2 separate regions of the Homo sapiens genome follow, and region 2 is linked to region 1. Evidence: read pairs that join two places in POLR2A ChIA-PET (ENCODE). Cell type or tissue: GM12878. All regions are shown on one strand. Links, peaks and the distances in the headings refer to the core of each region. The heading gives the core; the rest is flanking DNA. Region 1 has its middle 20 kb from the start of STT3B. Region 2 has its middle 91 kb from the start of STT3B.

Evidence for each region. ChIA-PET counts read pairs that join two places held together with the same protein. Peaks named below come from ENCODE experiments on the same cell type or tissue, not always from the same donor. Only the 100,000 strongest peaks of a DNase experiment are listed, where the experiment ranks them.
Region 2: POLR2A ChIA-PET joins it to region 1 with 5 read pairs; 2 of 35 experiments call an interaction of 5 or more read pairs at or near these places.

What each region holds. Positions count from the first base shown.
Region 1 is chr3:31,509,855-31,515,243 of GRCh38, reverse strand. No RefSeq gene overlaps it. Among named protein-coding and RNA genes, the nearest start is that of STT3B, 20 kb to the left of the region's middle. In GM12878, for the core only: no CTCF peak of the experiment used is centred there; no DNase peak of the experiment used is centred there.
Region 2 is chr3:31,438,860-31,444,248 of GRCh38, reverse strand. No RefSeq gene overlaps it. Among named protein-coding and RNA genes, the nearest start is that of STT3B, 91 kb to the left of the region's middle. In GM12878, for the core only: no CTCF peak of the experiment used is centred there; no DNase peak of the experiment used is centred there; H3K27ac peaks cover 1,242 bases.

The DNA of each region.
Region 1 (5,389 bases), core at 198-5,197:
TCTATATCCCAGATAATCAGGATTAAATGAGTTCATTGAAATAAAGCATGAGACAGTGCTTAGTACAATGAAAGCTTAATAAATCTTGTAATTATTATTATAGAGCCACTTAGGTTTTCACTGATAAAAAGTATTTTTCTTCTGCAAAATGTAACTTCAGCCAGAAAATTTGGAAACATGTTCACTAGGTCACAAAGGCAACCTCATGAGAGGGAATAACAGTGCAAACCTGAAACCACTATTGGAAGAACAACTCAAAGATCATGTTCAATTGAAAGTGGTTTAGCAGTGTGACCTTTATTGGCAAAAGGAGCGTATATGTGTGCGTGCATGTGTGTGTATGTGCGCACATGCTCATGTGTGGGCATGGGTTTTCATTCAAGGTACAAAATGTAAAGCAGCAAGATGTTTGACAAGCCACACGTGAAATTCAATCTTGCTAGTCCTCCTCATGGATTATGTACATAATGTACATATTATGTACATAATATATTTGGTCTTGTATATTCATGAATCAAGAAAGTAAAACCTAGAACTAGAATATAGATTTTGTTTAATCTACTCTTATTTCACACACACACACACACACACACACACGAAATACAATCTCTTCTTGGCTACTGAGGTCTGAAAACCTTGCAGAGAAGGCCAGTATTTCTTGTACTCTCATTCCTTATCTTCCAGACACTCTCTCTGGGGAGCACCATTTCTCAGTGACTGTGGGCAGGATTAATAAGCACCATTAACTCTTCACTGTGGCCCACAGGGGTGGGGGACTGAAAATAGTCTGTCAACAGTTTGGCCAACTTGCCACGGGCAGCCTTCTGTCACCTGCCGGCATCCACTGGACACATACCACTTGATTCCCTTTTATTTCAGCATTGAGAACACAACCAAACATTTGTGAGAACCAAATCTTGCTTAGATATGCTAACAAGCCTGAATAATTAACTTTAAAATTAAATTTATTCCTGATTGAATTTCAAGATTTTATTTCGTTTTATTATATTTTTTTTGAGACTGAGTCTCGCTCTGTCCCCCAGGCTGGAGTGCAGTGGCCCGATCTCAGCTTACTGCAAGCTCCGCCTCCCGGGTTCACACCATTCTCCTGCCTCAGCCTCTCAAGTAGCTGGGACCACAGGAGCCCGCCACCACGCCTGGCTAATTTTTTGTATTTTTAGTAGAGACGGGGTTTCACCGTGTTAGCCAGGATGGTCTCGATTTCCTGACCTCGTGATCCGCCTGCCTCAGCCTCCCAAAGTGCTGGGATTACAGGCGTGAGCCACCTAGCCCGGCTCAATTTTTATTTCTTAAAATTGAGAGCACTTATTAAACCCAAGAGTCCACAAGCTTACTGTGTTACATACATGAGAACATTTAAGATTCCGAGGGCACTGAAAATTTATTTTTGAAAAGCAAGACATTTTGAAATAAGAAATTCAAATCTCTTGCTATGTACATTATTTAACAAAAATAATGAAGCGTTGTTAGTAACTTCTATGAGTATTAATATAGGCCTTAATTTAGTTCTCCTGTTTTTCTCTATTCATCTTTGTGCCCTTTAAATAAAAGAGATTTATTTTATACTTTACATATAATTATTATTTTGTGTCTCTGCTTTAGCAGGAGATCCTTTATTCTATCTCTACTTCAAAAGAGGGTTTTATAATTTCAGAAATAGTTAAGCAACTTGAGGCAGAGCACATAAGTAAAGATTATGTAGTAGACACTGACCAAATGTTGTTGGCATTAACGTCTACACAGAAATTTTTAATGCCCACGGTAAGTAGCAAGAAATAGTCCTGAGAGTTCTCAATGAATTTAACAGGTTTTCAACTCCATAGACCAGGTTAAAAGTAAGGTGTTTATTTAATTAATACCTCTGTTCCTCTCAAGGAGATAGAGTACATTTTCACCAGGTCGATAGCATCATTTATTATTCTGTTTTTGTTTGAGCTCCAGGTTTTCATTTGAGCTATGTATTTTCTATTTATTCTATTTATATTCTATTTATTTTCATTTGAGCTATTTATTTTCTAAACAAATGAACTCTGTTTTTAAATAACTTTAAAATGAACTCTGTTTTTAAATAACTTTATGTACCTGTACGTTCATTTTCTTTGCCAAGTTGTACACCCAATTTACAACCTCTATAGAAAACAGTACAGAGATATCTCAAGTAACTAAAAATAGAACTACCATTCAACCTAGCAATCCCACTCCTGGGGTTACCTACCCTCCACACAAAAAAGAAATCCTTATATCAAAAAATCACCTATATGTTCATTGCAGCAGGTTCATTGCAGGTGTGGTATTCACAATACCAAAGATATGAAATCAAACTAAGTGTCCATCAATGGAAGATTGGATAAAGAAAATGTGGTGTATATACACAATGGAATACTACTCAGCCATACAAAATAATGAAATAACATCTTTCACAGCAACACGAATGGAACTGGAGGCCATGATCTTAAGTGAAACAAGTAAGACATAGAAAGACAAATACTGCCTGTTCTCACTTATAAATGGGAGCTAAATAAGGTGTACACATGGACATAGAGTGTGGAATGATAGACAACACAGGCTTGGAAAGGTGAGGGGGTGGGAAGGGAGGGAATGATGAGGGATTTCTTAAGGGGTACAATGTACATTATTTGGGTGATGGACACCCTAAAAGCCCTGACTTCACCGCTATGTAATCTATGCATGTAGCAAAATTACACTTGTACCCCACAACTTTATACAAATAAAAATGAATAAATTAATTTTTTAAAAAGTAGTTGCAAACTTTCTTTGAAGTTATAAGACCCTTTCAAGGTCATGAAGATACATCTTGGGCATACTTCATTCTGGGCTGAGATGCTGTTGTAGAGATTTGAGAAGAGGGAAATGGCCAGGCATGGTGGCTCACGCCTGTAATCCCAGCACTTTGGGAGGCTGAGGTGGGCGGATCACGAGGTCAGGAGTTCAAGACCAGTCTGACCAACATAGTGAAACCCTGTCTGTACTAAAAATACACAAAAAATTAGCCGGGCATGGTGGAGTGTGCCTGTAATCCCAGCTACTTGGGAAGCTGAGGCAGGAGAATCACGTGAACCCGGAAGGTGGAGGTTGCAGTGAGCCGAGATCGCGCCACTGCACTCCAGCCTGGGCATCAGAACGAGACTCCGTCTCAAAAAAAAAAAAAAAAAAGAAGAGGGAAGTGATTAATTCTGGATAGAGTCTAAATATTACACAACTTAAATTTTGAAGAGGTAGGGGTGGGTTTTGTGTGTTGTTTTATAGACTGTTAAAAAAAAAAAAAACAGTAACCACATCAGACCCCTTATTTCTCTGATACTAGTGATTCCTGTCCTTAGAAATTCCAAACAAAGTGAGGAAAGAGATGGTGAGGAGAGAAAAGGAGGTATGGAGAGTGTATTAGTCTATTCTCATGCTGCTAATAAAGACATACCCAGGACTGGGTAATTTATAAAGGAAAAACGTTTAATTGACTCACAGTTCCACATGGCTGGGGAGGCCTCACAATCATGGCAGAAAGCAAAGGGAAAGCAAGACATGTCTTACATGGCAGCAGACAAGACAGAGCTTGTGTAGGGGAACTCCAATTTATAAAACTATCAGATCTCTTGAGACTTATTTACTACCACGAGAACCATATCGGGGAAACTGCCCCCATGATTCAGTTATCTCCATCTGGCCCCACCCTTAACACATGAGGATTATTACAATTCAAGGTGAGATTTTGGTGGGGACACAGCCAAACCATAGCAGACAGGGAAGAAAGAAAGTGATGTAGTTATGGGCAGAAGCTGTTGGGGAGGCAGAAGCAAGAGAGTCGGGGGAAGAGTGGGGAGAAAGGTCTTTTGCGTAAACATCATTTTAAGATAATCATTACTAGGAATAAAACCACCACAAAACTGTGTAATATCAAATGATTGAAAAAAAGAAATCTATGTGCCAAAGGAAGCAATGCTGCTCAGCTGTTGACAGGAGCACACAGGCCTTTGCAAGAGGGAAAGCAGGGCATCTGATATAGATGAAGTGTCAAATTGTCCATCATTTTCTTTTCTGTCTTGACAAACATTGTATTATTTTTACAAATTGCCACCAACTTAGCCACTTACAACAACACACATTTATCATTTCATAATTTAATTGGATCCTCTGCTTAGGGTCTCATAAGTCAAAGTGCTAGGCAGACTGCAGTCTCATCTGGAGGCTAAACTGGGAAGAATTTGCTTCCAAACTCACTCAGGTGTTGACAGAATTTATTCTCTTGAGGCTGTAGGATTGAGGGCTCTGGCTTCTTTTTGGCTGTTGGCTGGAGGCTACTCTCAGTCTCTAGGAACTGCTCTTATCTCCTCACCAGTGGAGGGCTCCCACAATGGCCAGTACTTCTTCAAAGCCAGCTAGGAAGAGAGAGCTCTTCAGTGAGTCTACTAGCAATATGGAGACTTATATAATATTATAGAAATGTCATCCCATCACCTTTGCCATATTCCATTGGTAGAAAGCAAGTCAAGGGGAGGGGATTATACTGGAGCATAAAAACCAGGTGTTGGGAATCATGGCTGACTCCTTAGACTCTGTCCTCCATGCTTGCCATGTTTCCTTTGTCTCCTCTAATCTATAACAATTACTCAGTCTTTCTTGTCTTTCATGACTTTGACACTTTTGAAGAGTACTGATCAATTGTTTTGATTTGTGTATTTTAAATTATTTTGTTTATAACATTTATTACAATATGTTTCTCAGAAAATTGTGAGCACATAGATATCATTTACCCTTGCTCCAGTCATACACCATGGAACAGTAATGCCTCTCTTGTGTTAGTCTCTTTGTCTTTACTTTTTGAGGGATGGTGGCGAAAAGACTATATTGAGCACAAGAGAAAATAAGGTAACAGTATTACATTTGGAGGGACAGCAGGTTACATATAGCGTTGTGAGCGTAGAAGAATGATCACACCTTTGATGGAAATCAGAAAATTAGGGAGAAAATCTGGCTTGGGAAGCATAGTGAATATTGTTTTCCCTTTGGGAAACCTCCCCAACTGTCAGTCTGTGCAATTCAGATGAATGAAGAGAAAACTACTCTCAGTTCAAGCCTTGGGCACATCTCAGTTAAACCTTCCAGAATCCCAGGCCACGGTGATTGGTTCAGGAATTGACCCATGACCCAGTCAGAGCCATTGAGCTGTTCAAATGAAACTCTAGGGCCACTGGGAATGAGGCAGGCATAGTTCAGGACTTCTACCTCATAGCATATAAAGCCTGGAGTGATAGTAAGCATTTTGCTATGTATATCAATTAAGATTAGATTTTTCCATGAGACAGAAAACCCAAAATTACAATAACTTAAGTAAGATAGAAATGAACAAGTG
Region 2 (5,389 bases), core at 289-5,288, 71 kb after region 1:
GAGGCCTACTATGTGGTCAGAAACAGCGGCATAAACTCCCAGGTTTTTCTCGCTTTCTGAGGAGCACCGGCAGAATTAACCATCCCTCAAAGGACACCTGGCCTGTGGCAAGTGCCACATCATCATATCAGAGCATGTGGTAGTAACTGTCTTCTGATATTATTTCTCAATGTTTTGCAGAATATGCAACCCAAGCAAGAAAAAAAAAAACCAGAAAAGTGAAAAAAAAAAAAAAGAAATACAAGTATCTTAGGCATAAAGTTCAAATTTGATCAATAAAAGGGAATGAAGACTTTAACAATAAAAAATTATGGGAGGAACCTTTGTAGATAGGGGAACAGGTAGGTGCGGTTTCTTTTTGCAAGATAGGAAAAATAAGCCACGAAAAATACTGCAGGTAGAAGATGCTTGTGTAGCAAAGCAGAGGAAAGCAGCTTTGTGACAACGCTGAACATTTCCTGCTGTTCAGAGAAGCATGAAGTGGGAAGATGCTAAATTGTTGGCAGGTGTGTCTGATAGTAGTGTTGGCACACCTAACTTCATAATTTCTGACCTAGTTGAAGAAATGCCTATGATCTTTTTGCTGGGTTTAATTATAGCCTAAATATAATCTACTTCTTTAAAAAGAAAAAATTGGTTAGAATTCAATTATTGTTTCTGTGGAGAGAATTAATTTTCAACAAAGTGTTATAGAGAATCTGTGTTGGCAGTTCTGGGAGGAAGACCTCATTTTCTAAATGCAAATTTTGGCTCCTCCTGTCTTCTTCCTTCTACCTCAACACTTAGAAAACTACCAGAAACAGGTTTTTTTTTTTTTCTGTTAACTCATAAAACAGTAAGTTTTGTGATATTCTTTTCTAGGTAGATCTTACATTAGAACAGAAAAAAATTCTTCACTAGGCATGTGGTTTTATACTTGCAGATGTTTGGAATGGATCATCTTTATGTGCTCATTCATTAAGAGCTAATCTATCCCACTTGCTGATATATACACACACACACACACACACACACACATACACACACACACACAATTTCAACTCCTGCTGTGCACTACAAGCACTGCCTTTGGGGGTTATGCAGGGTGAGGTGACAACTTTTGGCAGTGCCAAAAATGCTTAACTGCTGAGGTTAAGCTAGAAGCTCTGGGTGAATGTTGCCTCAAAATGGCTGCTGGCACCCAAGCCAAATTAGCCAAGGAATCAATTACCCTCAGGTGGCTGCCACAGAGATATCACCACCAAAGCTGCTGAGAGAAAAACCTCTGGTCAAGCCAGACTTCTGATGATACAAAGGAACAGAATACACATCTATCTCCTGGGTCATTGTTTCCCTTCCTCAATTTTCAGCCTGCGGGACACAGGCAGTTTCAGCTGGCCCCAAGTTAGCAGCCCTTCCAGCACCTGGGCATCATTTCCTCTATTCAGATACCTTATCTGGAAATAATGAAAGTTTAATACGAGGCAATCAGACCCCAGGGATTTCCAAATGATACCTGATGGAAAGAGGTCTTCTGGGGTCACAGACACAATCACTGCTTCCTTCAGACCTGTGATTGCTCACTGCTGGGGATGATTGGGATTTGCAAGTTGATTAAAGCTGGAGATTTAGTGTCTGAAATAGAATTTCTCAGATAATTGCTGGAAATTGGCCAATGCCTTTGTTGCACTGAGCTCCACATAGCAGATTATATGCTCTCGGACTTAAACCAGATCCATGAAAGGGATCTCAAGGAGGAACCTTCAGAACTGGTACTCTGTCTTCTGACATGCAGAACAAGACGAGAGAGGATTGGATGCTTCCTTGGGATTGGGTGCTGAAGAAAATGAAATCAAAGCAAAGATTTCCTTCTGGAAACAATTTCAAAGAGTAGTCCATTTCTTTCTCCAGCTGAATCTTTTCTTTGGTAATTTCACAGTTTTCTTCATGTAAATATTCATGTCTTTCTTGATTTTTCCTGCACAAAAACATGTCTGCCTCTTACAGTAGGCCAGGACCTGATTAAAACAGTATCCCAGAAAAGCTATTAGAGCTTATGCTTCCAAACCAAGACCCAAAACATCTTTGTGTAGTGCCAAAGTTGAAAATGTTGTGAAGTGGTATGCTTGAAAGATTTTTTAACAAAATTATACCACCCAAGATTGGTGAGAGGACCTGGAAAAATGTACTCCCATACTCTATAAATTCTCCAAGAAAACATTTTGGCAACGTTGACCAATGGCCTTAAAAATGTTCATGTCTTTGGACCCAATACTTCATCTAGGACTTAATCAAGGACTTAGTCTTTAGGAAATAATCAAGGGTGTGAACAAAGGTTTAGCTTGTTCCATCTTTGCTGGTGCCTGTCTAGCAAGAGCATGTCTAGCAAAAGCATGTCTAGCAAAAGCTTGGCAATAGCGTTCAATTTTGGAGGACTAGAGTAGTGTATATCCAATAACAATAAAGATGGAAATGTTAACAGTGGTTGTCTTCACATGGTGCAATTACAATTTTATTTTGCTTATCTGTATTTTCTAATTTTTCTTCAGTGAATATGTTACTCATTTAGAAATATTTTCAAAAACTCCCTTTGAACTGTAATAGTTTTGTTGCAGAAATTTGTCTACTGACATGAAAAAATGTTCACAAAAATAATTGATGTAAATAAAATGGTATTAAACTGTACGTAGTATGATTCCACTTTTGAAAAAGAGAAATCAATGTATTCTCTTTGTCTTTTTCTCTGTCACACACACCTGGAAGTGCACACACCGGTATATTTCAGTGGCTTTCTGTTGACGGAGAGATAATGTTAACTTAATTTTTTCTCTTTGCTTGTTTATATAATTTATAACTTTTCTTCGGTGAACATGTAATATTTGTATAATTGAGAAAAAATAGAGTATAATTTTACATGCAATAGACAGGAGGCCTTATGTGTGTACAGATGCTCTCAACTAAGATTAAGATTTTTTAACTTTAAAATGGTGAGAAAGTACTACACATTCAGTAGAAACCTTACCATTCTGTTTTTTACTTCCAGTATTCAATAAATTACATGAGATATTCAACACTTTATTATAAAATAGGCTTTGTGTTAGATAATTTTGCACAGCTGTAGGCAAAGGTAAGTGTTCTGAACAAGTGCCGGTACCTTGATTTCAGCCTTATGAAACCCAGGCCAGAGACATCAGTCAAGCCAACTGAGAGTTCTGATCATGAGGTGATACATTTGTTGATGTAAGCTGGGAAGTTTTCATAACCAATAGAAAATGAAACACATGAAAAGTAAGTTTCACTCCCATCCTTGTACCCCAGCCCCATGTTTTCCTTTCCTGGAGACAAATTCCCTATGTTTAGAAGGAAAAAAAAAACCAGAAAAAGGAAGGAAGGAAATAGGTCTATTTTGGGAGGTGTTTGAAGCAGAGATTTTATTAGGGAAGAGAAAAGAGTAGGAAGAATATTTCTTGGATTTTTTTTTTAGGGAAAACTGGAATGCTGCCTTGTGCCAAGTGTAATACTGTCCATGTGAAAATGATTAATAAAACTGTAAGAACATTTATGATCTTCTTAACATTTAAAAACAGAAAAGAAAACCACAGCTACTTAGAAAGTGTGTATAATTAAGAGCATAATGGGGAACTTAAAAGATTTGTCTGTATCACAAAGGAAAGCTCCCTGTGTGAAAATGTCAAAGGTTTTTCTTTTAGAGCCATGAAAAAACTTCTGAATAGTTCAGTCATGTCCCTCCTAGAAGCCAAAACCTTTAAGAGTATGGGAGGAGAGAGAGTAGAAGGGAGAAAAGGAAGATACCATTAGTCAATTTAAAGAAGGGAATTACATGAACAGAAAGGGCTTGTGAATATTCTGAATACAATCTGAGTTTGTATAATTTCAAACAGGTCTGGACAAGGTAGACAAAAGGCAGTCATTTAGACAGATTGAGGTCATTTTGTATGTCCTTGCGTCTACTGACAGTTAAACCAATAATCAGTGTGTGGTCTTTTATTTCTCTTATTGATATTTGGAACGTTGACAGTCTATCAGCTAATATTTATATCTTAAACCTGTTTTGTTTTGTTTGGATTTTTTTGGTGTTGGGGCAGAGAGGAGCAGGAAGTTCAGGAAGGGAATGCAATAAATCATCCAATGGTTGTGCTGGCATATTATTTAGAAGAAGGACTGAATCTACCACAAACCACAGAATACTGAAAACTGACCTTCGTGTTGAAAACTCCCTGCATTTTACTTCATGCAATTGATTCACAACTGAGAAATCCATTTTTTAAATGCTTCATGAATATTTGGAGGAAATGAAGTATATTGACTAGTTTGATGAATATTAGCCCTAGTGGGAACATTGTAACCATCCTTACAGCATATGAATGGCGAAATAATCATTGTTCAAGTCACATTGCAAATAAGGCAACAGGCAGCTTTTTCATGACAAAAATATCAAAATAGAAAATGGTACTGTCAGTCGTTTTTATTTTTAAACAGAAAACAAAACATTGTATTGCTTTGCTATAATTTTCTCAAGAGATTCTTCCTGAGAATAAGATGTAACTCACTGACTTTTATTTCCAAGTAGTGAATGTATCACAATGTATGAGATTACCCAGGAGTTCACTTACAGACTTGTACATCCCCAAACTCAAAGTTACAGTTACATTTATTGCAAAGAAAGGCCAGAAACAATTTCCTCTGAAGTCTTCCTGCCTGTTAACATACACCACAGAACACCAGGACTGATGAACCCATGTGGCCCCTTTACCCTAACAAAAGAATTTCTGGTAGCTGAGCGAGTGCTCTTGATAGTCAGGGCTCCTTGGGTCTCTGCTCTTGGCTGAAAAGAAAGCTGTCTTAGCTAACGTGATTTTTTGATCCATCTTAGAATGCCTTCAAGGTTAGCAAAGGGAGCTTGGTTTAATTTGCTTTGGCAGAGGAATGAGGACAAGTGGGACCTATCACAGGTAAAAGGAAAAGGCAGCTGGAGGGTGTTCTCATAATGCCAATGTTGAGGGCAACACACCTTGGGCTTTCAGTTAAGGTTTCTTATAGCTTTCTTTGGTTCATCTCAGGTTCTCTTTGTGTAGCTAATGAACAAGATGTCACAGGTGGTTAAAATAACCCCAGAAGAAACTGGGATCCTAATTATGGGCATTAAATCAAAGAACATGTTTATTTGTTATGATCACACATTTTCAAAAGACAAAACATTAATACTCATGTAGTTGTCCTAGTCAATTTGCTAAGAGGTCTCCACATCCAGCCCTGTTAGCTGGATCAAGCTGCACGCATCTGTTTGCCAACTAGATTATTGCTGATTAAGCTGGATAGTTGCTTATTGTTGTTATGAGAAATATGGGATCAAATGCTACAGTTCTGACTGAAACATGACGTTTGAGAA